Regions from separate parts of the Homo sapiens genome. Here regions 2 and 3 are each linked to region 1. The links are chromatin loops, found by intact Hi-C in ENCODE. Cell type or tissue: mammary epithelial cell. All regions are shown on one strand. Each heading gives the region's core, and the rest is flanking DNA. Links, peaks and the distances in the headings are about the cores only.

Region 1 (10,824 bases), core at 2,114-7,113:
AAAATTTACCTCTTTACTTCTCATGTTCTTGTGTTATCTTTCAGAGCTTAACCTATGGTACTGTAGTAAACGCTAAAACTTTATGAATAGCAGCTTTTTAGATGCCTAAGACATCTTTAAGATTAGAGAGCGATGTTTATGAAGTAGAATACTATTGAATTAGTTAAGCAGGTAAAAGAGAAGAACAGGTCCTGAGCAGTAATAATGCAAAACAATAGCAACAACAAAAAAAAATTAGATCAACATAAGCTCCTGATGTGTAATCACTGACAGAAAAAGCTGGCAAACCAAGCCAAGAGATAGCAGGCCAGTCAATCCAGACTAAAAGCTTAAGCTAAAAATAACTGCCTCACTAGGTCTTTGTAGAAAAATTCTACATGCTAAGGATGTCAACTTAAATGTGTCTGGTTTATGAATAAGAATATTTAAGAACAAAGGCTGCATACATTAAAAGAAATAAAATTAATATAAAAGACTGAGTCAAGTAAATGATCTGTGTAAGTTCAGAAACTTTTAGATTAAATAGTTGAAAAGCTGTGAAACTAGAATGACAGCTTTTATCCTTTATCATATTTAAAGCAGGGTGTCTATGCTTGACTTCTGTTCTCATGCTAGATATAAAAAATAAGAATAAAAAGAAAGAGGGAAGGAAAAATGTATACCATATATTGCTGCTTCTAAATCAATTACACATTGTACACAAATTGAATCACCTCTTACTTAAAAGCTAATCAGAAACATTACTATGCACAGAAATGACCTGTTTTCCACCTAAATTCTAGTTCAAACCCTTCCCTTTGGGTCTCTGAAATTTTTTTTATTCACTTCTTTTTATTACTTTTACATATCAAGAGTAAATGTGGTTAGTTTTGAATCATTTATTTTGAAGGAAAAAATTACATGAAAACAGGTTAATAAGACTGTGAGCATTGCTATACGAAAAATTAGAAGTCTTCTTCGCCCTTTTTTGATAACTGCATTAAGTATATGAACCCAAATACTTTCTCTAATTATACACATCTTACAAATATGTTCATATTAATGGAAAACAAAAGGTATGCTATAGCTTTGTGGTAGAGTGGAAATAAATGCACCAATTATACTTAAAGTATTAAATAATGTTATAATACTGGCCTTTGAAACTAAAATAAATGTCTTATTTATAAAGCATCAGGAAAACCTCTTCAGCTCCTGCTCAAATACGTTGCACATTTGAATAATGCCAGTCTCTGTAGGACTTGATATTGGACTATGAATATTTGACCTAGAATATCATTAACAACTTATACATTTTAAAATCACATTTTGAAATGCGTCAAAACTAAGATTGTAGTGAATTTAATTTCAAAGTCATACTATCCCTCCTTTTATGCTGTATGTGGTAATCCTTGATTTTTTTGCACTGATGCTAAATGTTAATGAACAGAGCCACCGTGTACCATTTCACCTGGAGCAATGAAAACATTAAAATCTCTTTAGAAGCCTGAATAAAACTTTATTTTATAAATATAATCCATGTTAAAGCTCCACCGTTTCACTGTACTTTTGAAATAAGGGCACATGGAAAATATGGAAGCGTTTCCTTTGAGATAGCTAACTAAAGCTACAAAATGAGCACGGTACAGCATTTCCAAGGAACATGGTTCAAAAGTTGTACGATTACTACTAAGGTTGTTTTATTCTCTACCACATTTGGAACAGGAAGTCTGTGTTGTTCTTGAAGAATTCTGAAAAGCAATGTCACACTCTGATGACCTCTTCTCCTCATTAAAACGTTCCCAAAGACAGCGCTCTGCATGATGTTTTGTAGCTTCAGCAGCCATGAACTAATTTGTACCTCTTATTTTGATCATGCACTGGTGAAAGCACCAAACAATATTTTTCTTTAAACACAGAGAGGTCTTTCAACAGCTCAGCATGCACTTCTACCCTCTTTTTAATCTTGGAGCACCTATTTATTTGCTCTTTTCACCACTAAATCTTCTTTGCTCCTTTCTGCCCCCTGCAAAGTGGCTAGTTAAAAATCTTCAGTGTTTTTTCTTCATAGGCTTAAACCATTAAAAGGGTATTACCATAAAAGCAGAGATGAGGGCTTATAGATATAGTATGAGGAGAATTTGCATTTCTAATTTTTAATCCAATTAAACTAAGATAATATTTATTTAGTTACTACCTTTCTATAATGTGTATGATCACAAAAACTAATACAAAAAAATTGCTTTAGAAAATTAGCTTTTAGGGTTCTCTGCAAAGACTAGTTCCTCACAGTGAATATTAGAAGACTCTTTTTAAAGCTTATTTGTATGTATATAACTCATTTATTTTCCATACCTCTACACTTTCTTTGGTTCAATTACACCAATCCTTTCTATATGTTTCTCTATATCACCAAGAAGTATCTTGATTATTGTACTCAGTGTATAGGAATTTGGTTTTTAAGCCATGCATTTAATTTACTCAGAAAAAACAAAGGAGAGGGACTACAGTAAAATGACATTGGTAACGAATATGACTTTTTAGGCAGTAATATTATGAACTCTATTAATGAAAACAATTCGAAGCAATTTAATAATTCAAAAGTATTGTTTTAAAATGTATATTAATTAAAGTTACATAAAACTCAAATACGCATATCTGCTAAAATTGATTAAATTATACTAGATTTCATCAAGCCTATGGTACAGCTGTAAATAGAACATAGTGCTAAGATTTCAGGTCTAGTTAAGGAGAAATGTACCATTACATACTAATAAATAGATTCTTTCTTCATCATGAAATATTTATTCTCACAAAATGTATTTACTGAACACATTGGATTTCCCTTAAACAGCTTGAAGTTAATAATGTAAACATTTCACTATTAATAAATCATAGTATGTTTTCAATCTCAATAGAAAATTGAACATTAATATTAGGTTATTTATAATGTTAACTCATTGACTTTCAAATTTTGAAAAATCAGTTGATTCTTGAATACTGTCCTAAATAAAAATGCAAGTCATATGAATAATTTCTCAATTTATTTGTAAAGCTAAACATTTGTAAGAAAAGAAATGAAATAAGAGAAAGGTGTCATTTATGATGATATTATCAGTATTTAATTTTAGTGTCATTTAAGATTTTTTCAAAGTAAAATTAATTCAATTAATGTTATCAAAATAAATTATGTGACTTTTTAAAGCACCATATCTAATTCATTGATCCCTTTCACTATTCCAAATCTCTTCTCAATGAAGTAATTTTCAATGGCAAACTGGAATGTGTAAAAACTGTTAATTTCATATAATATTCCTCCAAATTTAATCAATATTTGCTGTTTAAAGTTGTTTCTTCTATAAATTTGTCTTTGGCTAATTTAATCCTAAAACTTTACCACATGTTCTGTTGTGTCTCTATCATATCTTAAACATCATTTCCTCATCATCATGGACTTCAGAGTGACCAGCAATTATCACATATTTTCTTGATGATCTTTTCCCCCAAGGTAAGAGACTCATCATGTTGTTTTTGTCTTTTAAAATAATTTTTAAAAAGCATCTGAGATATTCAATTCTAAGTTGTATTTATGTTTCTGTGTCTTTATGTTTGACAGGTCTAGTTTGAGACTTTACAAATGCTTACCAGTGGACTTCTAAATCCTCAAGGGAAAGAAATAAACACACACAGTGCCAGCTTTCTGGGGTCACCTTACTTGCAAAAGTGTTGCTTTTCGGCATTGTTTTAATAAACTCAGAGAGACTTGGATGTGAGTATAGGCCTTGACAGTGACTCTCTCGTAAACTTGAGCAGCTATTTTATGTCTTTGAGTCTTAACTTTCCAACTATGAATTGGGTTTAAGGATTCCATTCTACAAGTTATTAAGATGATTAGAAATGATATATGTGAAGATGATTAGGGTAGATGCTAACTGGTAGTTACTCTCTATTGAGAGTTTAACTGAATTCCCCCAAACATTAAGAAATTTACACACACTGCATCAACAGTGAAATTCTACTAGAAGGGTTCAAATGTCAAGAAACTTGGGCTTTTTAGTTCACAAGTCATCTTACCTTCCTATCAATTTATAAAATTTGAACTAAATACCTAAGACATTTTTATTGATAATCAACTTAAATGATACTTGTGAAAACCCTCTGTACAGTATAAAATAGTTTAGAAAATGAAAATATTAATAAATAAATAATTATAAATTTGAATATGAATATGAAATGAATATGAATAAAATAAATGAAAATAATCAAGAATTCTAGATTTCCAAACCAGAAGAAATGCGGTCATTTGTTTAACCATGCACTTTATATGTGAAAGTAAAGAGATTCACAATCTTTCCTCAGGTTATATACCTAGCCAAACACAACATTCATTTCTGCTACGTAAATCTGCCTCTCCAATGTTGATAATGAGATATTTTCCATCATGTACAGGATCTATTAAATTAAAAATCTGACACTGCTGCAATAAACTAAGTGTAATCAAATAAGATAAGCCATTATATTTATAATGAATTCAAAACAACAGATAACACTAAAATCAGGTGTTAGATGTACATGGTATTTTATCTTCACAGACAGTGCACTGATTTTCTGATTTTTTCATAAGCATGATATTATCTGAAAGTTAGGATCCTGTTTGGGTATACAGTTTAATGTTCCATTCTGACTTTTGTCCACTAGATGTCCCCAGTACGTCACACAGAAGCTCTGATCTCATATAGGCCCTTGTTAGGGAGAATCTGCATCTTTTTGAAGTGAGGCCTGAGATAACTCGGTCAAATGATTTTTATTCCTGAGTTCATTTCATCCCTAAAATTAACAAGCTACTAATCTACAGAGAAATGCAATCATTTAAAGATTTTTGTCTAAGAGACAGAATATAACTTTGCCAATTTAAGAAGCAATTAAAGAACATGTATATCTTCTTTTCTGAAATGCATTTAAGAAATCAAAGACCTGAAACAAGTTAAAAATCCTTAGAGAAAAAGTTCATAGCCTTGCAAAGGAAGACTCTTAACACAACTTTTAATTGTATTGATTTCAAAGGATGAATAACATTTACACAAAATAGTTCAGAAAACTTTGGTAACAGCAGGAGCCTTGTTTAATTTGAACTCTAATAAATTAAAGAAAAAAAGTAAAGGCTTGAGCGGTCACCCAACGTGTCCCCTCCTAACTCACACAAAAACCTCTGTAACAAAGGCTACGAGACTGAAATACAATAATAATTGCAACATGGGGATGTTCAATTAGAACTAAGCTTGCAAAATGCTGTCTTTTTTCCCCAAAAGCCCAGTGAGCCCATATTACAGGAGGCTTCTACCTCTGACTGAAAAATAACACTCTCTGGGGTTGCCGTGGCAGATTGCTGCACTAGAGGGCTAAGAATCTACTCTTCTAAAGCAATTCAATAAGGATTCCTACAAGGTGTCTCAAAATGGAAGCACTCAGGCAGCATGTTTCTGCCTCTCAGGGCAAGAGGTAAAAAGTTCAGCCTGTGAAGTAGAACAGTTTCTGCCCCAGAGCAAGAGAGAAAAAAAGTACAAGAGCGTTCTGATGAATTATCTCTTACTCAGAGCTAACACGGGCGTCCCAGGAACAATGGCCAAGTCTAACCAGAGTTGACAGCCTCCATTCACTGCCCAGCACTCCATCCCGCACAGTGTCAGAACAATGATCCATTCTCACCGCTTCTCAACCCGTCCTCAGCCTTTCAACAAACCTTCTCCGTTCAAGAGCCACTGCTTTATCATGCTTTCTTTGATTAAAGCTCACCTTTCATCACACTAGAATTTTATTGTTATTATTTATTGAGTGTGCCAAGAATGGAGGTAATGTAAAACAAAAAGTTTAAATCATTGAACCTTGCATTTATTTAGTTTATGATCAAGGTTAGGAAAGTAAACCAAATCTTAAGAAACAGAAAACAATTCTGTGATAAACTAAGGGATCCTGGCCAGAATTACTCTGGTAGTCCACAGAAGGAGATTATATTTGTGTCCTGGAGAAGAAAGGTTTGTAGAAGAGAGGGAGTTTGAGATAGGCCTTAAAGACTGGGAGAATTGAGAGAAAGAAGGTAGGCAAAAGGAGAGACCAGAAGATAAATCACCAGATGATGGTATGCAGATACACAAATGAGCATAGGATAAACAGAAGATAGAAAGAAACCAGCTGAACCTTGACCAGGCACTCAGGGCACTTGGACAGAAATGGGCATAACCCCCATGAGGCTGGATTGCAGATGTCCAAGAGACATAGATCCAAGGATAAACAAAGCAAAAGGGAGCACCATAGTGTTTTATGCTGGGGCATGATGCAATGGAAGGAATGTTCTAGAAATATCATCATAGCAGGTTAAGCATAGCAGATGAAGCAGGAGTGAAAAATTCTACCAGGAGAGGTGAAGGACTGTGAGGAAATCCATTCATTGGCTATTAAAACAATCTAAGGTTTCAGTAATAAAGGCCAAGACTGGAGGATTGACTTTTGGAATCTAGAAAGAGGCAACTCTGAGAAATAAAGCATGACATGATGGAAAATCAGATAAGTGAAAGAAATGAGTGGCTCTGGAAGAGGGTCTACTCTTTGTTTAGATTCCACAGTTTAACATTCTTCACGCAAGAATAGAGCCAATTTAATCTATGTGTTCTGTTTAGTATTCCACAGAATCAATAACATGCTTGAATAAATTTACCTTTTTTAATGACTCCATCTCATAAGGAGGAATTTTAGGCTCCAAAGACTACCTCAGCATCCTTGAGAGAGCCTAGTAGATCCTCTCCAAATCCTGAATTTCTGCTGACAAGAACTTTTATATAATTTCAAAGTATTACATCATTAAAACTAATAACAAAACAGATATGTGTATTATAAACTAAAACAATGATGTATTGGCAGTGTCTTACAACATATGCATGCCAATAACTACTTTAGATGTAATGCCTAAAGGAATATGAATAACACATACCCAGCCATAGAGGCTAAATGAGAAGTCAGGTTAAAACTATCTTCAATTTTTGCCTTCCCATTTAGAACCCTCATCTGACCCTCCACACTCTGTAGTGCATTATGTGCACTGTAGCATTTCATCATTCAGCAAATGTTTATAGGGCAACCATGATGAACTAACACATCCATGAGACATGAAATTCTATCTACTAGAGGTGACACAATGTATTTCCTCAAGGAATTTGCAATCTAGCAATCTTTCTGGGCTGTCAACAAATTTTCCCCACCATCCAGATATCAGCCATTTATCTATAATACAATTATTTTGTATAAAGTATCAAGCCCTCTAGGAGACTTGGAAAAAATTCTCTTATAATGTCTAGAAATTTACAATCATTGTAAATTACAGAGGTTTGTAAACAGATGCATACCTATTAAAATTTAATTAATAAGGCATGCTAAGTAAGTAAGTGCTGTAAGAGTTGTTTCAGAGGTTCACAGGAGGAATGTATCAGTAAGGCAGGATATAGCCAGTAAAAGTAAAAAATAAAAGACAATTATGATTCCAAATTTAAATTGCGTGAGCAATTTTAAATATCTAGAACTGTGAAAAGGAGCTGGAACAATTTAAATTAATATATTCTCATGATGTTAATGTCATAAATAATAAATAATCTTTATGGGGATTTTTCTAAATTTTTAATAATTTTTTAATAACTAAGTGAAAAAAGTTTCTGTTACAATGTTGTCTTGCAACAAACTATGGAACTACTCAAGTTATAATAGGTGTCTTTAGTCACCTTCTAAACAAGCCAACTCATTAATCTAAAAACATGCTCAGTACAACTGGACAAAGGTAAAACAGACAGAGTCCCTTGGGTATGATCATGTGTGCTTTGTTTTGTTTTTTCTTCTCAGCTTCTTTAGAAAAGAATGTTAATGACCACCATCCAAAGACCACTGGAAGCACAGAGGCAGTCAAAGTTAGATGTATTATTTGCTGAAGCAGGGGCCACCATATCCCATGAGGAGCTCTGAAGTTATCTCTGCAAAAAGGTGATATTGGGAGCAGGTAACAGAAGTTGGGTTTGTTTTACATGATTTTTAGGGAGGGCTCAAAGAAGGACTTAGCTATAGACTGAATGTTATCAAAAAGTAGGGCTAATTCAACAATTGGATATCAATAGTTTTCTAAGAAGCAGAAAAAACACAGTGAGTTTAAGGCTGCAATTGATAAATAGTCGCTCATGTTAACCAGGAGGGAAAGATATTTGGTCATTTTTGTGGTTTGCACATGGTCCTTGTTCAGATATTATTATGGTCTGGTTTGGGGTTTATCTCTTTTCATCATGATCACAGAGTGATATCACGAGATACTGGTGCCATTTAGGTTAAGCAAGAGAACACTGTGCCTTACTGTGAGTGCCAGGCTAGTAACCAGTGGGCAGCTGTCAGAGCAGCTCTTTTTCTTTCCCAAGTACAATTTTCTATGATGAAAAGATTACCTATACAGCTAGAAGAATGTACATCTTCAGAGGCCCAAGGGGTTCTCCATTTTCTTCACAACTCCCAAACAATTAGATTTACTATGAACTCCTCTGGTCTCTATGACATACGCTAGCCATAAACTCGTAGAGGATGAAACAAAATATAACGATCATTCATATTTGAAGTGATGGATTACTAAGAATACTGATAAGACTCGAGGTAGTGGACACATTTTAGGGAATCTATCTTTATTTTTCAGAATGTACTCCCACATACAGCTGGGTCCTACCAGCTACAATTGTACTGTATGACTCCCACCGCATTTGCAACAATTAAGTGCAGCAGAGGTAGACACCTGACCCTAGTTGAACCAATCAGATTCCTCCACCCAGATATTTGGAATTGAAACTTAGAGAAGTCAAATGAGTTCTGCATGCAGCTAAAATTGCCACAGGTTAACTTGTTGAGGGCTCTTCAGATGCTCTTAAGGTGCTTTTTCTCATGTGCCCAGAGGGTCAAAGAAAGCCAGGCTATGAAAAAAGAAAGGATCAGAAATACAGAGAGAAGCAGAGATGCAGACAGAGGAAGGATTCTAAAAATTTTCAGTTCCTGTTTCCAGTCTCTTCCTGAAGTCCATTCTTACCCTTGGATTTCCTGTATCTTTATAATAAATTCCCCATTTTTGTTAAAGCCAGCTCAAAAGTATTTGTTATTTATAACAAAAAAGTCCTAACTATCAATAATAAAAAATTGAATGCCTGGTATAAATGTAGCATAGACCACCGATTATTTATAGAACCCTCTGAGTTTTAGCTGAGTACCTGGTTGTTGAGGTAAAGCCTGCATTTCCCAGCCTCCCTTGCAGTTAGGCGTCACCCTGTGACTACGTTCAGTCTCACAGGATGTGAATGAAGGTCAGGCGTGCGACTTTGAAGTTATCTCCTTTAGACAAGAAGCCTGCCCTAAATTTCCTCTTTTACAACTCTCGCTAGCTGGATAATGGTGACCACTGGGACAATTGCCTTGAACCAGAGACAAAAATACATTTGAGAAGGACAGACCCAATCTACCAACAAATATACTGGTTGACCTTCAGGAGAAAAGATTCTACCAAGATCTTCAGACCACCTGCCTGACTTTGGACTATTCACACAAGAGAAAATAAACTCCTATCTTATCTGCACCTCTATACTATGAGATCTTTTTGATACAGAAGACCAGACTCCCCTAATCAATACAGAGAGGTTGTCATAACAGACCTTTATAAAAAATGCAGAATAAGCCAAGCAGAGGATATGAGGGTTAATAATTCTCATTCCAGGACGAAAAGCTGAATGAAGTGCAACATGAAAGGGACAAACATCAGTCCAGGGTTTCCCAGCTGGAAGTAGACAGAGAAAACATATTTAGTGAACTGAAATTGCTGAAGTCTAAATCAAGAAACTGAATAGATGTCTTTCCAAACTGAGTTCTGCACATCACCCCTTGCTGTGTATATGATTGATGCTTCTATAGGGAACTGCGGGATCCTAGCAATTAGAAAAGGATCTGGGAAGAGTCAGAGAAGTGAGGAAACACACTCTCCAGGTGCCTCCAGCAAGTCTCTGTCCCTACTCCTTCTGCAAACATATCACAATGCCCTTAATTATAATGTTTAGTACAGGTTTATGGGGAGAAGGGAAATCACAGAAGAGACTAGAGATGAAGGGCTCCCAGACATTCTTCATTTTCCTAGGTTTTTATAAACATTTATTGATTCTACTGACACTCAGCTATTAAGAAAAGGTAGAGCCTCGCCGAGCGCGGTGGCTCACACCTGTAATTCCAGCACTTTGGGAGGCCAAGGCAGGCAGATCACAAGGTCAGGAGATCGAGACCATCCTGGCCAACATGGTGAAACGCTGTCTCTACTAAAAATACAAAAATTAGCCAGGTATGGTGGCACACGCCTGTAATCCCAGCTACTCAGGAGGCTGAGGCAGGAGAATCGCTTGAACCCAGAGTCAGAGGTTGCAGTGAGCCAAAATTGTGCCACTGCACTCCAGCCTGGCAACAGAGTGAGACTCCATCAAAAAAAAAAAAATGAAACAAAGAAAAGGTAGAGCCTCAACACAATAACTCTAAGAAATATCACTCATCTAGGTATTTGGATTATTAAACTGAAGTATTCACAAGGCATAACCCAAAGGTTACAGGTTTTGGCAAACTGAATCATGTTAACTGAAATCGGCAGGCAGTCCACTAAAATTTTATAAGATTTGTGATTGTTAATTTTTTGTGTCTACTTGGCCAGGCTACAATGCCCAGTTTGTTTGGTCAAACACGGTCTAGATTTTGGTATGGAGGTATTTTTTAATGTGATTTACACTGACATTTATTATTTTTTTTAGAAAT
Region 2 (10,824 bases), core at 3,678-8,677, 97 kb after region 1:
ATAATGGAGAGAAATTAGAGAAGCCCTTAGAGTAGATGGGGTTCCAAATCCTTGAACTGAAACCAAGAGGAGTTGAGGAACCTCAGTTCTTGTGACACTCTGCCCAAAATAGGCCCTAAGAAACTGTACTTGGGGCAGTTCTGGCTGTGAAACTCCTTTTACCACAGATTAGAGTCCATATGCTTCCCTTCATCTGATATGCATTTGACTTATGAAGGGGAGAATAGCAGATGATTAGATGCCTCAGTTGGAAGAAATTTGCCTCACACTGGTAGAGGTATGTCTGCTACTGTGTAATTTTATAATATAAATTGGATTTAACAACTGCATTCTAAATTATAATTCAATCTGAAACTAGGCACATCCTAAACAAGGAAAATGCTAGAGTGTGAATCACGTATCTTCTTTCTTGGAAAGGCATTGTTTTTGTTTCCTAACAGAGGGTTGATAAAGAGGATAAAAATATGGAAAAAGTTCTCACCCAATAATGTGGCATAAGTCAGAGATCTTCAGTGCTGGTATCAATGAGATTTAAGTTTTGTAGCTATATACTTATAGCTATAAAATAAATTTCTTACTGAAATGTTCTCAGGAAAACAAGTTTATTGCCAGTCTGAAACTCTAATTTCTCTAGCTGCTAAAAGTGATTTTGAAAACTTGGTGTCATTTTTGTTTGTGTTTGGTGTGTGTGTTTGTTTTTAATTAGGACTGCTTCCATTGGGTTATAGTAGGAGAAAGTGTATCATATTGCCGTGACCCATTCCACTCTCTTTCACTTACTTGCTCTCTGTCTGTGATGTTTAAAAGTTCCCTCACACTTAGGTCTGAGCATGTGGGGAAAATGAAAGTGTTTGTGTTTGGAAAGGTAGAGGGGCACTTTTTCCAGGCAGTCACAAATCTAACTGGAAAGAGTCCATAAAGAGATTAAGTTGGCCTTCCAGGCAGGTCCCAAGGGCAAAAGAACCCTGGAACAATACTTTCTGGGTTTTCCAGAGCGGCCTACAGAGCCAATTTCTCAAGTTACTGCTTTTCCCAAGGCCTGGTCTCCTGGTCCCTGTGAGGGCTTCCTGAGCTTCTGCTAGCAGAGCTTGAGAGGTGCTCTTGCTCCTCACCCTCCCCTGTTGCCCTGTGGCTTTCCTCTTTACCAGTCTCTCCTGTCTCTGAGGATGTCATCCTCTGTTAAGCTGGTAGCCTAAGACATGGCATTGAATGCTTCAAGAGGTTTAGTTTCTTCCTTGGGAAAATGAAAAGGAAAACAAAACAAAGTACTCCGCCTGCTACAAGGCCAGCCCTGTCACTCTGAAAGTGCTTTACAATTTTTTGGCTCTTCCTTTGCCCTCTTCTGCCACAGGCCTTGTGTATGGTGTTTCCTCTGCCCTGAATGCACTTCTCTGAGCCAAATTAGATACTGCTCAGCCTTTCCATTGTAATTCATGCACCTCTCCTTCAGCGAAGCTTCCCCAGCCTTCCTTATTTATCTTGTCTTCCTTTTTAAAGCTCTCAGAAAGTCATCTACACTTAGAGATGGTGCAAGAGTGTTTCTGGAAAAGAAAGTTCTTTTCTTTGGGGCAGAAATTAGCTAGTGACTCTTTGGAAGACAAGAGCTCCCATTTGACACGCTAGTCCTCTGCCCCAAAAGAACAGTAGAGCAGGAGCCAGATGCTGAGTTTTAGGTCTGGTTTGCTATTGAGTAGCTGTGCAACCAGGAGCAAATTATCCCTCCTCTCTGGATTCTATTTTCCTGATCTCTTACATGAGGGAGATGCCTAGTCCTGTCCAGAATAAGAATATGTGGGAGACTTTAAAAGAGCAGCAGTTCATGAAATACCACCAGCTCTAGTAATTCTAATAAATAAAATGATAGCTATTTTAAGAATATATTGATGAAAAGTGTCAAACTCTGTAAAAGTATTTGAAGATCTTATTCTGAGCCAAATATGAGTGATCAATGGCCTATGACACAGCCCTGAGGAGACTCTGAGAACATGTGCCCAAGGTGGTCAGGCTACAACTTGGTTTTATACATATTACAGACATCCGTCAATACATGAAAGATGTACATTGCTTCAGTCTGGAAAGACAGGACCACTGGAGGTGGGGGGCGGTCCTTCCAGGTCATGGGCAGATTCACAGATTTTCTGATTGGTGATTAGTTGAAAGCCTTATTATCTAAAGACCTGAAATCCAAAAAAAGGAATGTCTGGGTTATGATAAGGGGGCTTGTAAGGACCAAGGTTTTATCATGTAGATGAAGCCTCCTGGTAGCAGGTGTCAGAGAGAATAGATTGTCAATGTTTCTTATCAGAGTCTGTTCTGTCAGTCTTAGGTCTCTGTGTTTCTGCTAATGCTGGTCAGCTGTGAAGCAGCGCCCACCCACCCCCAGCTCCCCATTTCCTATCATGGCCTGAACTAGTTTTTCAGGCTCACTTTGGAATGACCTTGGCCAAGAGGTGGGGTCCATTCAGATGCTTCATGGGTTTATAATTTTATTTTTGATTTACAAAGATAAAAAGTTGGTAGGAGAAAACAACTTGCCCCTTTGCAAAGTTGACTTTGTAAGTCAGTAGCGAGCTACTCCAAAGCCTTAGTGTAAAAACTGCTGACTCATGGAGGTTCTAGTTACATTTGCTGAACTTTCAAGTTGGATTCAGAAATAGTGAATGAGATGGTATTGTTCCAGGATGTTTGCAGTCTTTTATAAGCCCAGTGTTGTTCAGACCAGGCAATTCCAATCTGAAGGCATGCAAGAATTTAAGTGGCCATTTAATTTAGAGGCAGAAGCATATTTCTAGATATTATCTGTCCACAAATATCAGGATTTTATACACACATGTAAGTTTGTATGTGTATGTGCAAGTTCTTTGTCATGAGGTAAAATTTATTCCATGTTGTGAATTATATAAAAGAGAGTTTAAAAGCCTCTGATTTAAGCTAAGCTATGTGATTAAGCCTTAATAATGTAATCAAAATTTTCATTTGGGATTAGAGTTTATTTAGCAGGAGATGCATGAACATAGTATGAATCATATCCATACTCCAGGCACATTCAGAACTAACTCTTCTGTAATGGAAAATTAGAAAGGGCCTGAAAAAGAAAACTTTTTTGGATTTGCTTTTCATTTTACTATGGATATTGTAATGGAGAAAACATGTAACTATGCTTATTACACAAGACCAGAAAAGTTTCCCTCTGTCTTTTGTTTAACCTACATTATTTCCATACTGTGTGAACTGTGATCATCAGTGACAAGGAAACAATTTAATTGCTTTAAAAAAAAGCTTAGTGTTGACACTAAATATACAATTTAAAGACTTTCATTTCTTTTGAAAATTGGTAATATGGACATGGCAAAGATGATAAAGCTTAGCTAATGCTGGACAGTTGTTTATTCTTTAGAGAGTATACTTTATATGGTCTAACTTAAAAGTATTGTGGGTTTTCCTAAGCAACTGTGTGGACCAGTTGGGTTTGAATATGGCCTTAATTATGGAAAAAGGATGTGGTCATTTTCTTTAGGACAAAAGGAAAGGCTTCACTTAAACTTCAGGACATGTCAGACTGATCTTTCAAGGAACCAGTTACAATGTGGTTTTGATTGCATAGTGACAAACACAGCTTGGTAAAGTTACAAAAGAGGGCCATTGAAAAATACCTATTACTTGTCCAGCTTGAACTGCTACTCTAGGCACTAACCAGTAACTAATTCCTCATGGTCACTGATGTGATATTTAAAACACAGAGTAATCTGATTACTGGTGGTTTGCCACTGTACTGATGTAAGGCTGGCTACTCTTTTTTTTCCAATATCAGTCGTTGGGTAAAAGAGCTTAATTACAACCTTGTGTCCTTCTGCCATCTGCACCCCACTCCTTCCACTTATTAGGCCATGTCTCAGCAAGTTCTCAAAGACTATTGTTTAATATGGTAAAGAAGAAAAGGGTTTGCTATAGCAAGGGTGATAATACAGCTCTCCACTCCTTGCCTCCCTACAACTTCAGGCAGAAGAGCACAGGCCTTGGAGTCAGAAAGACTTGAACTCAAATCTCTACCATTTATTAACATTTTGATCTTAAGCAAGTTTCATAGTCTCTGAGTTTCAGCAAAAACATTTCAAAAATGGCAAATCATATTGCCTACTTTGTAAGCATTTTATATAGTTCTGTAAGATTTTAATGAGATATAAGTAAAGTACTTACCTCTATTCCTTGTGTCTTAGTCTATTCCTGCTGCCATAACAAAATACCTTAGACTGGGTAATTTATAAATAATAGAAATTTATTTGTCAAGTTCTGGAGGCTGGGAAGTTCAAAATCAAGGCACTGGCAGACTCAGTGTCTAGTGTGGGCTTGCTTTCTGCTTCCAAGATGGCACCTTGTTGCTGCATCTTCACATGGAGGAAGGTTCAGAAGAGATGGAAGAGAGGAACTCACTCCCTCAGGGGCTAATCCCATCAATGAGGGTGGAGCCCTCATTGCTAACTGCCTAATCATTTCATAAAGGCCCAGCTTCTTAATATTGGTACATTGGGGATTAAGTTGCAACATGAATTTTGGAGGAGCACGGACATTAAAGCCATAGCACTGGCATTCAATAAGTGTATATTGTAGCTATTATAATAATATTTATCATAATAAAAATAATATTTCAGTTGTAATTCCTAAAATCTTTAATTCCTTGTTTGATGTAAAATATGTTATTCAGGATGAGACTTGCTTTTTAAGGTATAGTTTTCTGAGTGTTGTACCTATTGTGCTATGGGGCTGTACTATGGGGCAAGTAGTGGCCAAAGACATAAATTCATGAGTTTTTGTTATTTGCAATATTTGTAGTTTTCTATACAGTTATATTCTGATGCTTTTCTTTTCATGATAAAAAGCAATCAGAATATAAAATATGTTATGTATGTACTTGGAACTGCCATGTACATACCTGGGTATCATCATTGACTAAATATAAGATTTGTTTGAAAGTTATCTCAACACAAGTGGTAAGTGGAATTAAAAGTGCAATTTATTGAATTTTTAGATTTGTAAAGAATCTAATAACAGATTCATGATGTTTTCTTTTTAACAGATGGGCTTAGGTCACGAGCAAGGATTTGGAGCCCCTTGTTTAAAATGCAAAGAAAAATGTGAAGGATTCGAACTGCACTTCTGGAGGTATTGTTTTGAAAACTGCAACCACATTAGTAATTTATACTTTTTGCAATACTTCCTCAGACAGTGGAGATATCTTCGAGTTCTCCAGCATGGTTGCTAAGTTGCAGACCTGTTACTGTCTTTTCTGAGAAATGAATACAACATAAAAAGTGTTCTGTCTTACTGTCATTAAGTTTGACTTAGTGAATTGGACCATAATAACTATTTAGAGTTGTTGGATTTGCTTGCTGTCTTTAAGATTTCCTTCGAGCCTGAAATACTGAATATATCATCTTTCTGGTGGTAAATAAGTTTGTGGTAATCCTCCAGGACTGTTTAATAATTTATTTGTTACTTTTTTTTTGAGACGAAGTCTCATTCTGTCACCTAGACTGGAGTGCAGTGGTGTGATCTCAGCTCACTGCAACCTCCGCTTCCTGGTTCAAGCGATTCTCTTGCCTTAGCCTCCTGAATAGCTGAGATTACAGGCTTGTGCCACGACACCTGGCTAATTTTTCTTTTTTGTATTCTTAGTAGAGATGGGGTTTCGCCATGTTGGCAAGGCTGGTCTCAAACTCCTGACCTCAAGTGATCAGCCCACCTCAACCTCCCAAAGTGCTGGGATTACAGGCGTGAGCCACCATGCCTGGCCCTGTTTAATAATTTAATTATTCTCTTCTTAAAAATTGGTAACTTTACATCTCATGTCTACATTTTCCGTAAACAAATATGAATACTGAATCAAGCATGTATATGTTAGTTATCAGGAAATGAAGTTGAATTTAGATCTCTTTAAAATTTTTAGCTGTAAAGTTACTAGTGAAAAACCATTGAAACACTTGAATTTTTTTAAGAAAAAAATTAATTGTAGTGTCTTGGTTTGAATGAAGTGCATATATACACAAGACAATGTTAGTGAGTCAAAAATGTGAATTTTCTATAGATCTTATCTTTAGGTTGTTTTGAAAGTACTACTGCATATCATATAAATCTAAAATCAGTATTTGAAACCTGTGCTTATGAATGACTGTCAAGTCCATAGTGGTAATTCACAAGTCTGCTCAAAGTTAGAATTAGCAGGAAAAAAAAATAAAGATAACTATACAGTTTTAGGATGGCAGCTACCTTGTTAGGATGACTCTCATTTGAGAAACACTTCTGTACTACAGATTTCCACAGGAAACCGTTTAGAATACTTTCATCAGCTCTTGGAGATGTGTACAGTGTAAATTAAAGGAGAATATAAACAAATAAAATTTTAGACATTAATCTCTTTTAAAAACTAGTTTATTGAATCAGTTTTCAGAAACAAAGATAATTGTTTAAAATAGGAAAGTCAGTAGAAACCTGCTAGAACTGATACAGTTCTTCAGTTTTGATACAATTCTTCAGTTTTAGGGAGCTAAAGTTTTCCAGAATTTTTTTTTACAAGACTTAAGCAGCTCTCCCTTGTGCTGTCTCTTCAAGGGACATAGAAGTGGCAGTATGTCTCTCATGTTTTAAAAAGGTAAAGTGACTTAACACAAAATAGTTTTCATGAATTAGAACATCTCTGCTCTTAATGCTCACACTATTTTCTATTGGGCCTATTAGTTAACTTTACAGAAGGCTGCACTGCCCTCTCCTGGGCATAGTTTTTACCTTACAATCTTATAATACATAAAATCCAAAATCCAAAATGCTCCAAAACCAAAACTTCTTGAGTGTCAACACGATGCCACAAGTGGAAAATTTCACATACCTGACCGTGTGACAGGTTGCATTCAAAAATGCATTCAAACCTTTGTGTCTTGTACAAAATTATTTAAAATATGTATAAAATTACCATCAGCTTATGTACATAAGCTGTATATGAAACAGAAATTAATTTTATGTTTAAACTTGGGCCCTATCCCCAAGATATCTCATTGTTTATGCAGATATTCCAAAATTTAAAAAAAATTTGAAATCTGATACACTTCTGTTTTATTTTACTTGTGAAACATTTTGGGTAAGAGATACTTAACCTGCATTCTTTTTAGTTCTGCTATGCAGTTGCCAAAAACCGCTCGTGAGATTTTAAAGCTCATTCCTAAGAGATATCATCTTTTCTCTAAAGCAAGTTAGTCATTTTTGTTATGTCTATATTAATCATTTTAATCGATATTTTCAGATGAAAATATATCCGACAAGAGCAGATCTCCATGGCATGAAAATAACCTTTTACATTTCAATTTATCACACAGACTCATTTAATCAACTGGGTGTAGTCTGAAAATCTAAGAGCCATAATAGTCTAGGACTTTGCATATGGCCTGTCATTCAGCTGGGGTTGATAACAGTCCACCCCATTGGTATTTCTTAGTAGTTCTGACATCTTCCTGGCATGGGTCCAGTCACATTTCTCTCAGAATTCTTGATAATTCCCTGACTTTTTCACCATAGCTAAAAGAGCTGAAGCAGGTGCCTTTGACCTCCCTATGTAGCCTCTTTCAGTACAGTCTTTGAAGTAAAATATTCTAGACTAGTTGTCCTGAGTGTAACAAAGATTCCAGGTCTAGTCTAGGGCCACAGAACTTATGTGGGTGAAGTAGACATGGGATCCCATGACCCTGCCCACTTAGCCTCCTCCTCCAGCTTCATGGTGATCCTTGACTTAGGACCCTGAGGGCTCCATCGGGCACATTTCAAAAATCAGAGTTAAATTATTCTCTACCTCTTTATTAGTCTGGCCTCTCACACAATCACAAGAATGGTCTTTTGAACATGGATACTATTACATACTTCAGATGACTTAAGAACCCTCAGTAGTTTCCCACTGGACTTCTTTTAGGCAAATTTCTTGGCCTTTGACATTAAACCCTAACATCTGGCCTCTGCTTGCTTTTCCAGCCTCTTCCACTTCCCTTCCAAGCACTCTATGATCCAAGTGCTTGATACATACTATTCCCTGAAATTTTGTGCCTTATTGCATGGTGTTCTCTGCCTGGAAAACCCTACCTCCCACCACTAGGAAACAAAAAGTCTCAGCTCAAGAAATACCTCTGAGAAGTCTTCCCTGCCCATGTATGTCTTTTCAGGCTGCCATAACAAAATATCACATACCTGGTAGTTTAAACAGAAATGTACTTTCTTCCAGTTCTAGAGGCTGGAAAGTTCGAGATCAGGTGCCAACATGGTTGAGTTCTGGTGAGGTCTCTCTTCCTGGCTTACAGACGGCTGCCTTCTCACCACGTGCTCACATGGCCTTTCCTTGGTGTGTGTGGGTGTGTGTGTGTGTGTCTGGAGAGGAAGAGATCTCTCTCCCTTTTCTTATAAGGTCACCTATTCCAATGGATTGTGACGTTCACCTTGTGACATCTTTTAACTTTACTTCTTAAAAGCCCCTGCTCCAAATACAGTCACATTAGGAGTTTGAGCTTCAGCATATGACTTTGAGGAAACACAGTTCAGCCCACAGCACCCCCTTCCCCTGCTTCCACATACCCCCAAGTTGTTAGGAATCATTTTCCTTTTTATCACCTTGTATACTTACAGAAAGCCAGGAGATAAATACCCAGACCTCATTCTTCATCACTCTGATTTTCTGCTGGCACCTCCCATTGTCCCATTGCCAGTGACAAGGGATCCCACAGGTGTAGTCCTTAAGGATCAGCCTTCTGGGAAATAGCACAGAGTACTGAGGCATGGAGAATGAATCTGGAGAGGTGAATGGAAGATGCCGGATCAAGGTGTATCACCATAGTTGCAGGAGACTAAAAATTAATTATTAGGAATTTAGAGTGAACTTGTAACTTAACTAGTCTAACCTCATTTTACAGATCAAAGACCTAAACCAAAGGAAGTTAAAATGACTTGTTTGAGCCCATGAGTTATTAATAATATAATTTGTGAATGATTTCTATGTGTCACACACCAGTAAGCACTTGTAATAATTTTCTACTGCTGCATAACAAATTACTACAAACTTTGCAAGTTAAAGCAACAACTGTTAACTCAACATCCATCATTATTATTATTATTATTATTATTATTATTTTTGAGATGGGGTTTCACCCTTGTTGCCCAGGCTGGAGTGCAATGGTGCGATCTCGGCTCACTGCAACCTCTGCCTCCTAGGTTCAAGTGATTCTCCTGCCTGCCTCCCGAGTATCTGGGATTACAGGCGCCCGCCACCACGCCCAGCTAATTTTTTCTATTTTTAGTAGAGACGGGGTTTCACCATGTTGGCCAGGCTGGTCTCAAACCCCTGACCTCAGCAGATCCACCAGCCTCAGCCTCCCAAAGTGCTGGGATTACAGACATGAGCCACTGTGCCCAGCCAACATCCATTATTTTTCAGGTTAGAAGTCTGGGATAGGGGAGCTGGCTTAGCTGTCTATGCTTAGCACCTCAAAAAGCTGAAATGAAGGTGTTGGCCAGGCTAAAAGTACTCACCTTTAAGTGCGAGGGAAGAATCTGCTTTCAAGCTCATTCTTGTTGGTAGAATCTATTTTCTGTGGTTGGAGAACCAAGGTCCCTGTTTCCTTGTTGGCTGTCAGCTGGGGGCTGGCTACTCTCAGCTTCTAGAAACCAGTCACATTCATTGAGGTACAATGCCTTCCATCTTCAAAGCCAGCACCACTGCTTAGAATCCTTCCTGCACCTCACATGCCTCCAACTTCCTCTTCTGCTGCGAGCCAGAGAAAATTCATTGCTTTTTAAGGGCTCACATGATTAGAGTAGGCACGCCTGGAAAATCTCCCATTTGCCATATAAAAGTAACATAATCATGAAAGTAACACCAGGGGACAGAAGTCATAGGGGCCATGTTAACATTCTGCTTACCACAGCACTGTATGTACCTGATTGTACCTAATCCTCCTAATATTTATTTTATTATGTATGAGAAATCAAAGACGTAGGAAAGTTAAATAACTTACTAAAGTTATGGCTTATAGATGGCAGAGCTGAATTTGAACTCAGAGTTTTCCAAAACCTTTCTCCATGGCAGAGTAGATATTAGAATGCACATTTTTCACTCTCAGGGCCAGTGAACTTTGAACTGCACCAGGCTGTCGCCTCTGAAGTGTGATTGTTGTGACACAGACATCCTTGTGGACAAAGGTGTACTTTTACTGTGAGCTCTCTCCTTTTTCAGTGTGCCCATGATTACAACAGTAGAGGAAAATAAAAGGTTCAGGAAGCCTAATAATGACCCAATAAGAAACACTATCTGCTGGGAATGCTTTCAAGTAATATATAGAGATAAAGAGTGTTTATTGAAATGTATGACACAGACCCAAGGTTTCCAGGAGTTTATAGCCAGTTATTTCACATTGAAGGTATAATTAATATAATTGCAACCATGTCATTTATCATATTAAGTAACAGAATTATTGTTTTGCTTTACCTTTGTTAAAGTCTCCTAATAAAACAGTTGCATTTTATTAAAAATGCGTTACTTGATTATAACATACATCTGTTCAGAATTTCTGATTGATTTAGAGCTGGGTGAAAACTAAAAATTCCCTACCATAAATGGATTAATACTTGTGTTGAATTCTGTCACAGAGGCCCACACTTAAATCCATATATGTATATCCCTGTTACAAAAGGGCAGCTTCCAACCCTTTTAAATTATGGTTTGTAGCAATGCCATGGCCGTGCTTTTAAATCACTGTGAATGCTGGCAGCATGTCAAAGCACTCTAGTTTCTACTGCTTG
Region 3 (10,824 bases), core at 1,919-6,918, 110 kb after region 1:
AACAAGTCTCTAGGAAGTTCGAAACTTTCCCACATCTTCCTGTCTTCTGAGCCCTCCAAGTCTCTAGGAATTTCCAAACTTTCTCACATCAACCTGTCTTCTTAGCCCTCCAGACTGTTCTAACCTCTAGCTATTACCCAGTTCCAAAATCACTTCCACATTTTCAGGTATCCTTATGGCAGCACCACACCCTTTAAAGTACCAGTTTACTGTATTTATTAGTCTATTCTCATGGTGCTAATAAAGACATACCTGAGACTGAGTAATTTATTTATAAAGGAAAGAGATTTAATTGACTTACAGTTCAGCATGGCTGAGGAGGCCTCAGGAAACTTACAAACATGGTGGAACGCAAAGCAAACATGTTCTTTACATTGTGGCAGCAAGGAGAAGTGCCGAGCAAAAGGGGAAAAAGTCCCTTATAAAACCATCAGCTCTCAAGAGAACTCAATCACTATCATGAGAATAGCATGAGGGTAACAGCCCTCATGATTCAATTACCTCCTACCACATCTCTCCCACAACACATGGGGATTATGGGAACTACGATTCAAGATGAAATTTGGGTGGGGTCACAGCCAAACCATATCACTGAGCCTTCCCTTTGCCATCACTATGTCCAAATAAACCACTAAGTTTAGTCAGTTTTTTGTTCAAGGAGACCTCAAATTTCTTCCTTTCTTTTCATCTCCACTGTTGAATACTCTAATCCAAGCCATAGCATATTTTACCTGGACCACAACAATAACCCTCCAAGATGTAAATTCCATTTGTGAAGTAGTGGCAGCATCCTGTTATTTAGAACCATGCCATTGCAAACTGGATGCATAATTAACATGTTAGCTTGTCTCCCTATTGCCAGTTATGTTTCACCCCTAATCCATTTACCACATGGCAGATATTGTGATATTTAAAATTACAGATCTGATCATTTTATTCCATTACCAAAAAGCCTTTGCTGCTTCCTGATTGCTCTTATGATGAAGCCCAAATTCCTTAATGTGTTCTATGAGCCCCTGCATGACTTCATGCCTACCTCTCCAGTCTTATCACCCTCCTATTGACTCATCTTCCTACAGTCATACCAACCTCCCCTGGTTATGACACCTAAGGGGACAATTTCTTTCCTAATTCAGGACCACTGAAGGTATTCCTCTTTATACCCAATACTAGAGACTTTTCTTTCCTTTTCTCCTCCCCAGATACACACCCACATACACAGTTTACACCTATGTTTCATACATCGTCCAGATCTCAACCTAAATATCATCTTCTTATGGGGTCCCTTCTTCACGAGTTTGAAGTCCAAATTACACCCTCTCAAGGGACCCTATACTTTCTTTCCTATCACAAATGAAATTTTCTCTGTGTATGTGTGTGTGTGTGATTATTTAATGTCTATCTCCCACCAGAGAGTAAGTTCTAGAAATCAGAGACTAGGCCCCTTTTTTTTTTTTTTTTTTTTAAGCACTATGTCCTAGTGTCAAGTACATTGCTTGGCACATGGGCACTCGTGTATGTTGCATGAATGAATGAATGTCTGTGTGCCAGACCAGAGTGAAGAAGAGAACATTGTCCTTGAACTATAAGAAACACCATGATGGCAGAGAGCACATGGTAGGTGGCAATAAGTGTTTGAAGAAATAAAATAAGGGAAGGAAAGAGAAAGGAAAAACAAAGGGAAGGAAATGGAGGGCAAAAGAAATTGAGAAAAAAATGAGAAAGGCTGTAAACCTAAATCTAGGATTATAATCTTTGATGGGAAAAGTTTCCCTGTCTCTCACTAAAAAAACAAACAAACAAGAAACCTTGGATAATAGCTATAAAATGTTAACATGCAATAAAGTACAAAGCCTCTTGCTTAAATAAGGAAACATATAATTTTTGTGGTTTTATTTAATTCATTTCTTTTTATTATTTATTTTATTCACTATTGGGTGACAGCATAAGGAATATCAGATGGGGTTACACTCAGACATGTCCCTTTAAGTGTGCACTTTTTAATCAGTCTTTTTTTTTAATGGTACAATTGAAGATGTCTATTATTGGGGCCATCACCACTTCTTTCAGTGAATTCATTGAAAAAATCTTGGTTGGTTTTGATAAAAATCAAATGAATAATTGCTTCTCGTTATCATATCAGAAATGCAGATGCACGTTTGGTTGACAAAACACACTGAATTTGTTAAAATACTTACTTAGAAAATTCAGTTGAAACGTTATGGTACCATCTAAATCACAAAACTTAATTCAGTAATTTCCAAAAATACATTATTAGTGACTGATAATTCTGCTGCTTTCCTCTTTTTTTCACCTTCCATTTTAGGTTCAGAATGTACCTGTGCAGTGCAGGTGTTTTACATGGGTAAATTGCATGTTACTGAGGCTTGGGTTATAAATGATCCCATCACCCAGGTAGTGACCATAGTACCTGAGAGTTAGCTTTTCAAACGTTTCTCCCTCTCACCCTCCCCACTCTAATATTCCCTAGTGTCTGTTAGTTCCATCTTTGTGTCCATGTGTACTCAATATTTAGCTCCCACTTATAAGTGAGAATATGTGGTATTTGGTTTTCCTTTCCTGTATTAATTCACTTAAGATAATGACTTCCAGCTGCATTCATTTTGCTTCAAAGGACATGATTTCATTCTTTTTTTATGGCTGCATAGTATTCTATGGTGAATATGTTCCACATTTTCTTTATCCAGTCTACCATTGATGGGCGTCTAGGTTGATTCCACCATGTCTTTTCTATTGTGAATACTACTGTGATAAACATACGGGTGCATTGTCCTTTTGGTGGAACAATGCATTTTCCTTTGGGATTGCTGGGTTGAATGATAGTTCTAAGTTCTTTGAGAAATCTCCAAACTGCTTTCCACAGTGGCTGAACTAATTTACATTCTCACCAACAGTGTATAAGCATTCCCTTTTCTCCGCAACATCTGTTATTTTTTGACTTTTTAGTAATAGCTATTCCGACTGATGGAAGATGGCATCTCATCATCGTTTTGATTTGCATTCCTTAATGATTAGTGATATTGAGCATGTTTTCATATATTTTTTGGCCATATGTATATCTTCTTTTGAGAAATATCTGTTCATGTCCTTTGCCCATTTTTTAATGGGGTTGTCTTTTGCTTGTTGAATTGTTCCTTATAGATTCTGAATATTAGACCTTTGTCAGTTGCAGGATTTGCAAATATTTTCTTCCATTCTATAGGTTGTCTGTTTGTCCTGTTGCCAGTTTCTTTTGCTTTGTAGAAGCTCTTCAGTTTAATTGGGTCCCTCTTTCAATTTTTACAACCTAGCTTTTAAAAGCCTTATCAAGCAAAGTCGTGTTTTGTTTCCTTCTTGCTTAAATATATGGATACTTATTCTCCCTCCTAAAAAAGGACTTGCCTTTGCATACCATGATATAGAATAGGCCTAAAAGTATTTTATGAACTATAAATGTATGAACATAAATATCAATTAGGTACAATTAATCATTTTCTACTTATTTTCAAAATTATAGAAAAATATGTCGTAACTGCAAGTGTGGCCAAGAAGAGCATGATGTCCTCTTGAGCAATGAAGAGGATCGAAAAGTGGGAAAACTTTTTGAAGACACCAAGTATACCACTCTGATTGCAAAACTAAAGTCAGATGGAATTCCCATGTATAAACGCAATGTTATGATATTGACGAATCCAGTTGCTGCCAAGAAGAATGTCTCCATCAATACAGTTACCTATGAGTGGGCTCCTCCTGTCCAGAATCAAGCATTGGTAAATGATATGGAACAGAGAGTTTCTTTATTGAAGTTCCTGGAGTATTTATTTGGGGCAGTTTCTTTGATGACCTAATCAACTTCACACATCCCAGATCTGTTATTCTTCCGGGGTTCTCATTACTTTGACTTCTGATTCCTGTTCTAGTCTTTTGAATGTAAGACTAGATACTTCATAAAATTTTTCCAACTCCCTAGATATGTTTACCTTTTTGAGGGAATGGTCTAACGTTCTTAATAATTAGATGGAAATCAGATGTTTTATATCAATCTAGTAACTCTTCTAGCTTAGTCTTGAGAGGATTTATCTTAAGATGGTAAAGAAGAGAATTTTTGTCATAGTTTAGAACTGAAAAAAATATTCAACATTATCTTTGTGTTTTTTTCATTTCCTTTATTAATACTATATAAGACCAAAAAGATCACAGTTTTATATCAAGCTCCTTCCACTATTATAACAACCAAATGAAACATTTGGAAGTCTTTTAAGGTTAGTTAAATCATTAAAGTGAATTTTGCGATATCATTTTTTATGTAATAAAAATGTTCCTGGTCCTACAGACCATTCCAAACATGTCTGCCTAAAAGTTTATGTTTTCTTTCAATTGTACATTTGTTTATTTAGCTTAAGTAAACAGTAGTAACTCAGATCTTACAAACTGAAAAAATATATAATTTCATGGAGAGAAAGTGTTACTTTTTACCCAACTAAATCTATTTAGTGTACCGTTTTTGAGTTTTAACTTCTTAATATACTGTGAGGGTGAGTTGCTGCTATTGGATAGAACCCACTTCTTTCTTAAGTAACTTGCTTCTGATGTGTGTTATGAAACATCACACTGCCTAATGGCCAATCCCAGTTAACATTGGCCTCCTTGTGGTTCAGGCCAGGCAGTACATGCAGATGCTACCCAAGGAAAAGCAGCCAGTAGCAGGCTCAGAGGGGGCACAGTACCGGAAGAAGCAGCTGGCAAAGCAGCTCCCTGCACATGACCAGGACCCTTCAAAGTGCCATGAGTTGTCTCCCAGAGAGGTGAAGGAGATGGAGCAGTTTGTGAAGAAATATAAGAGCGAAGCTCTGGGAGTAGGAGATGTCAAACTTCCCTGTGAGATGGATGCCCAAGGCCCCAAACAAATGAACATTCCTGGAGGGGATAGAAGCACCCCAGCAGCAGTGGGGGCCATGGAGGACAAATCTGCTGAGCACAAAAGAACTCAATATGTAAGTAGAGTGGTCACACTGTTAGCCTGATTTGTATACTTTACAGAATTTTTTTCCCTTACTTTGAACTTTTTTGGGGACTATTCCTCTGAGTTTCCAAAAGGGAATAAGTATGGGGAATAAATAGGATTTAGATTCAGTTTAGACTTCCCACAGAGGGTCATCGTGTTTGAAACTTCTGTCTAAAGCCAAATTTTCTATGTATTTATTATCAAGGATAATTGTGGATAGTGAGTTTTATGTACAGACAGTAGTTGGTATTGGCATGCTGATCAAAGACAGCATTATTATTCTATAGTCTGTTTCTAATCATAATGTTGGTATTAATTGCTTATCTCTGCTGCCCATAAATAGGAATATATGCTTAGGTTAATTCAGTTTTGCTTGTGAGAACGTGCCTAAAATTCAAACTTAAATTTAATTTTTGTGGATATATAGTGAAGCTTTTTTTTAAGTCTCTTCTAAAGGGAGAAATTGAAGTATTTTGCTAATGACTTGATGGTAGGAGGCAATTATGACACAGATGAACAGACATAAGAACTAAACCTGCTGTAATATATTCCTCATAGCTCCAGTTAGCACACCAACCAATAAGGCTTAGTCCTGAAAAAAGAGCACTAATAAGCCCTGAGGTGATAGTTTTAGAGAATCTACTTAAAATTGACCTGAAAATTACTATTTTCCTTTTTCCATAAGTGACCTTAATTCAGGAAATAATGCCTGTTACACACAGGGTGAATGAAGTAGATTTGAATAGCCGGGAGAAAGCTGAGATTCCATTTCACAGAATTATTAATACGTTATTATCTACATCGACAAATTTGTAATTTCAGTAGAAATTATGTCTCTTCAAAGTTGTTTCTCTGAATTTCTACTGAAGTCAATGATAAGAAATGGCAGTCTTAGCTGGGCACAGTGGCTCACGCCTGTAATCCCAGCACTTTGGGAGGCTGAGGCGGGTGAATCACGAGGTCAGGAGATTGAGACCATCCTGGCTAACACGGTGAAACCCCGTCTCTACTAAAAATACAAAAAAATTAGCCGGGCGTGGTGGCAGGCGCCTGTAGTCCCAGCTACTCGGGAGGCTGAGGCAGGAGAACGGCGTGAACCCAGGAGGCGGAGCTTGCAATGAGCCGAGATAGCACCACTGGACTCCAGCCTGGGCGACAGAGTGAGACTCAGTCTCAAAAAAAAAAAAAGAAAGAAAGAAAAGAAATGGCAGTCTTCTAATGACTAGGTTGTTCTGGATGGCTTCCCTTTCAGTCCTGCTATTGCTGCAAACTGAGTATGAAAGAAGGTGACCCAGCCATCTATGCCGAAAGGGCTGGCTATGATAAACTGTGGCACCCAGCTTGTTTTGTCTGCAGCACCTGCCATGAACTCCTGGTTGACATGATTTATTTTTGGAAGAATGAGAAGCTATACTGTGGCAGACATTACTGTGACAGCGAGAAACCCCGATGTGCTGGCTGTGACGAGGTATGTTCTATGGGACCACCGGCATGCTGGTGCCCTCTTAGACCCTCATATGGTCCCTTTACCTAGAAGGCAACAAGACTTGACCAAACAGCAGTTGCTCTGTTTACATCCAAAGAAGTTTTAAAAAATAAACTTCTGATATCATTCATTCTGTCTGTGTTAATTGGGTTGACAAATGAAAGACTAGAAATATAAAAGATTGATTTAGACTAAACTAAGTGATAGCATAAGTTCAAGCTTTAGGTTATCATTTTCAAACTTTAGACCCTGAGAAAGTATGTTGTTACAGATATAAATCTCTTATTATATAAAAATCCATCTTTATTTTTATCTTCTTCCTAGCTGATATTCAGCAATGAGTATACCCAGGCAGAAAACCAGAATTGGCACCTGAAACACTTCTGCTGCTTTGACTGTGATAGCATTCTAGCTGGGGAGATATACGTGATGGTCAATGACAAGCCCGTGTGCAAGCCCTGCTATGTGAAGAATCACGCTGTGGTGAGAAGTGTTCTAAGGATATGGTTGCCTCAGCCTGCTTTAGGACTTGAGTTTATGCTTTTCTTAAAGCCTCTTACAAATGGGAAACAGAAAGCAGTCCTCCTAAGTAGAAAGCAAATTATTCCTACCACAGGGTGTTAAAATCAAGGCAATTCAAAAACAATACATGCATTGACTATGAGCCACCTCAAGATTTCTACTTGTGAAATTTACAATATCAATTATAGGTACTGCTTAATAATAAAATCCTCACTTAAAAAAATTCTTAATGGGAATGAGATTGTTTTATTTTCATGGTTAGCAATCAGATTCCATTTCAATAAAGGTGTCTAGGGGCTATTGATATTCTTTAGCTCTATTTGAATATGATGCTTTCTGTTTGTGTTATTGGACCACCCACTGGAATTTTGTTTTTGCTACCTGGAGATTGTAAGATACCTATTTCTTAAACCCTCATTGAATTGATTTAGCATAACAAAACTTGGCCTGCGTATTTAGATTTTTGTGTGGGCCAAACATTCCAATGTGAAAGTATATTTTTTCTTGCATTTACTCTGCTTACACAGAGCTGCTGTTGTATAATGGCCAAGTGATGGTAATGTAGATAAAGGGTAAAAAGTTGACCATAGATGGTAAAGTGTATAATCCAGGAGTATCCAAATAGACATTTACTTCTTTATATGCAGCAAAACACATATGTGTTAATGGTCCCCTGAGCTATCAAGTAAAAGGGACTCCTGGCTAAGGAATGAAATTACATATGGTTTATATAGTTATATATAGTTATAAGAGTGTGGTACTGTGAAGATAAGGTAACAAGTTTTTATGTCAATGCCAATTTTCAGCGTTCACCCATTGCCCCAGATACAGTTATTCATTCTCTATCAACTGTGCCTCACCAATATATTTCACATTCTTATAATTACAACCATTCTACTTTAGACCTTTTTTTTTGTTGTTATTTTGACTATTGCAGTGGCCTCAAATTTCGTTCCTCCACTTTCATTCATCTTGCTCAAAAGCTACCCACCATAATGATGGAAAATTATCTTCCTAAAATGCAAATTATTAAACTTTTGATAGATCTGGCCCCTTCTTGCCTCTCCTGTCCCTTCTACTAGTTATCCAACGCAAATCATACATTTCCACACGTTCACCATCATTTTCTAGTTTACACACTGTTGTCTTTTGCTTACTCCTAATAGTTTTTCTAATACACCGTACTTTTCCCTGTTTTACCTGACTGTACCTACACATTTATTCCTTTAGATTCAGTTTAGGTTTAACTTTTTTTCGGAACACCTTTCCTGATTCACTATGCCCAAACTCCACCATTTCCTCCAGACTCTCCATGTTCCCAATGGTGTGTGTGTGGGTGGGTGTGTGGGGGTGTGTGTGTGTGTGAATATCATTCATCTGTCTCCTTCACTAGACTGTAAGCAGCTGGAGGGTAGAGCTTGCCTTATATCTTGCTTTCTATATCTTCAGTGTCAGCACTTAGAAAATGTTTGAGTGACTGACTCGTGTTCTTAATATTTCTCGCTTTGGGGTTACCATGGTCATTCCTTTACCTAGGGAACAAGACGTCAAATCACCATGTAACCTGATACATTATTTAGCTAAAAACTGCTTCAATGAATATTGTTGCAACAGTTTTTCTACAGACTAAAGGTATTATAATGTATACCTTTTTTTTTGCTGCTGTCTGACCTTTAGTCTCAAGGACTAGAATGTAACTCCATCAGGGCAGGGATTTTTTTATCTGCCTTTTCTATTCTGTTCCCAACACTAGGACAACATAGGTGCTCAATAAAAATTTATTGAAACAGATGAAACTGCTTTTTTTTCTTTTTTTAGCTGTTACAAGCTTCTCTGTATTACATTGTTTCTAATCAATGGCAGGGTATAACCACAGATATGATTTGTTTAAATAAAAGAATTTTCAAATTATTTAGTTTTATAGCATAGCATCATTTTGGCCAGGCATGGTGGCTCACGCCTGTAATCCCAGCACTTTGGGAGGCCAAGGTGGGCGAATCATGAGGTCAGGAGTTCGAGACCAGCCTGGCCAACATGGTGAAACCCCGTCTCTATTAAAAATACAAAAAAATTAGCTGGGCGTGGTGGCAGGTGCCTGTAATTCCAGCTACTTGGGAGGCTGAGGCAGGAGAATTGCTTGAACCTGGGAGGTGGAGGTTGCAATGAGCCGAGATCCTGCCACTGCACCCCAAGCCCAGGTGATTGATAGTGCGACACTCCGTCTCAAAAAAAATATATATATATGTGTGTGTGTGTGTGTGTGTGTGTGTGTGTGTGTGTGTAGCATCATTTCTTTTATGTTTACTTTCTCAGTGGGATATACCATTGGCCTTTGCCTAATATTAAAATGAGCATACATATCCATTGCCAGAACAGATTCCAGCTAACAGCAAAGAGAGCTACCCACACAGCATGCTACATTATATAAAATTTGGAGAAGGTTATCTAGTTCAGGGCATTGATCTGCTTAGATCTTTTCATCTTAAAGAGAGAAAATACAAATTATTTTTAGACCTGAAATCAAGTGCTCAACTCCAAACAACATTTCTGAGAAAAAAAAAAAAAAGTACCTGGAAGGAAAAAACATGGCAGATGCACCTACTTTGTCTCTGTGTAGTCACTAGAACTCCATAGTTACCCCCAGAATTCACATCCGTCAGATTCATAGGACACTCCTGCAGAGAGCTCATTACAACAGGTGTCATTAGCTCTTTTACATCCTGTGTACAAATAAGAAGAGGGATTGAAGGAAATAAGAATTCTTTGAAATATTAAAGGTTTAGGAACATGGGAAGATCAAATGGCAGGCAGGAAGTGGTGAAGCACATCATCTCCCTGAAGGGTTCTGCAGTCCCCAGGCCCTTGGCGCAGCCTGGGCCAATTTTAGATTTTTGAGGAATTAGGGAACAGTAGATTCGACCTGTGATTACATGTCAGATTTTGAATGAATGGTAATCAAATTATTAGTAAAATGAAATTTTATGAAACCCCAGACTTTAATTCTCTATACCATTTATGTGTACTAATTATCTTTTTGCTTAATTTTCTTAATTTCATGTGTAATTGAACATTAGTTATCTCTTTTTTGTAAATTGCAACTGAAAATGTGTGTTTTGGGTAATTTTAAAAAATCACAGGTCTGAGAAAAAGAAGATAGATCATGGTCTGAAAGCAAGGGAATAAAACACACGGTGTATTTTACAAGAACACATTCAAAATACATAAACAAGAAATATTGAAAGACTGTTCTTATCACAAGGAAATCATAAATGTTTAAGGAGAGGGATATCCTAATTACCCTGATTTGATCACTACACTATGTATACATGTATTGAAACATCACATAGTACACCCATAAATATGTACAATTATGTGTTGATCATAAATTTTAAAATGGAAAGATTAATATGAAATGCAGAAAATAAGACATTCTAAATGCATAATAAAGCTATAAAAATATATACAAAAAGCAGTTGCTTGCATGGTGCAGCTGCACATTAGAAATGTGCTTGTAATTGAAACGTTCATTTTTATAGTATTCAGGAATAGTGTGTTGATCAAAGAATTTTCATTGTATCTCAGGGAAGACTGGGTTGACCTAACTTATAGATTACAGAGCTATAATCTCTGTAATCAGAAGCAATGTAACAAAAATATGCAGGTCTGAAATGGACATATATAACCAGGCCTCACTTCACTGCCTAAACCAATTACCCAGTGAGTAGCAGCCACATTTTGAAGTCTTTTCAAGTAAGGAGGCTCAAGCTGAATGACCTCCACTCACCTGTTCCCACCCCTTATCCCTCAGTAA

What was found. Hi-C counts contacts between places; a loop is a spot of excess contacts. Peaks named below come from ENCODE experiments on the same cell type or tissue, not always from the same donor. Only the 100,000 strongest peaks of a DNase experiment are listed, where the experiment ranks them.
Region 2: a loop joins it to region 1, with 8 times the contacts of the local background. A loop is called at or near these places in 24 of 110 quality-filtered maps.
Region 3: it touches region 1 in a loop (9-fold over the local background); 2 of 110 quality-filtered maps call a loop at or near these places.

What each region holds. Positions count from the first base shown.
Region 1 is chr7:116,133,714-116,144,537 of GRCh38, forward strand. It overlaps a transcript of TFEC not described here. Among named protein-coding and RNA genes, the nearest start is that of TES, 71 kb to the right of the region's middle. In mammary epithelial cell, for the core only: a CTCF peak has its summit at 4,683 (motif pointing right); DNase peaks (open chromatin) are centred at 4,698 and 5,538; H3K27ac peaks cover 1,206 bases.
Region 2 is chr7:116,229,460-116,240,283 of GRCh38, forward strand. It overlaps TES (testin LIM domain protein), which reads left to right. Exons shown (of 7, transcript NM_015641.4): 2 at 5,075-5,160. LOC124901730 (a long non-coding RNA gene) reads right to left here. Exons shown (of 4, transcript XR_007060485.1): 3 at 9,556-9,790; 4 at 6,409-8,817. Among named protein-coding and RNA genes, the nearest start is that of TES, 24 kb to the left of the region's middle. RefSeq lists enhancers at 93-212, 1,157-1,226, 1,297-1,376. In mammary epithelial cell, for the core only: a CTCF peak has its summit at 6,762 (motif pointing left); no DNase peak of the experiment used is centred there; H3K27ac peaks cover 522 bases.
Region 3 is chr7:116,245,503-116,256,326 of GRCh38, forward strand. TES (testin LIM domain protein) reads left to right here. Exons shown (of 7, transcript NM_015641.4): 3 at 3,518-3,770; 4 at 4,659-4,994; 5 at 6,258-6,473; 6 at 6,816-6,974. LOC124901730 (a long non-coding RNA gene) reads right to left here. Exons shown (of 4, transcript XR_007060485.1): 1 at 9,616-10,824. Among named protein-coding and RNA genes, the nearest start is that of TES, 40 kb to the left of the region's middle. In mammary epithelial cell, for the core only: a CTCF peak has its summit at 4,650; no DNase peak of the experiment used is centred there.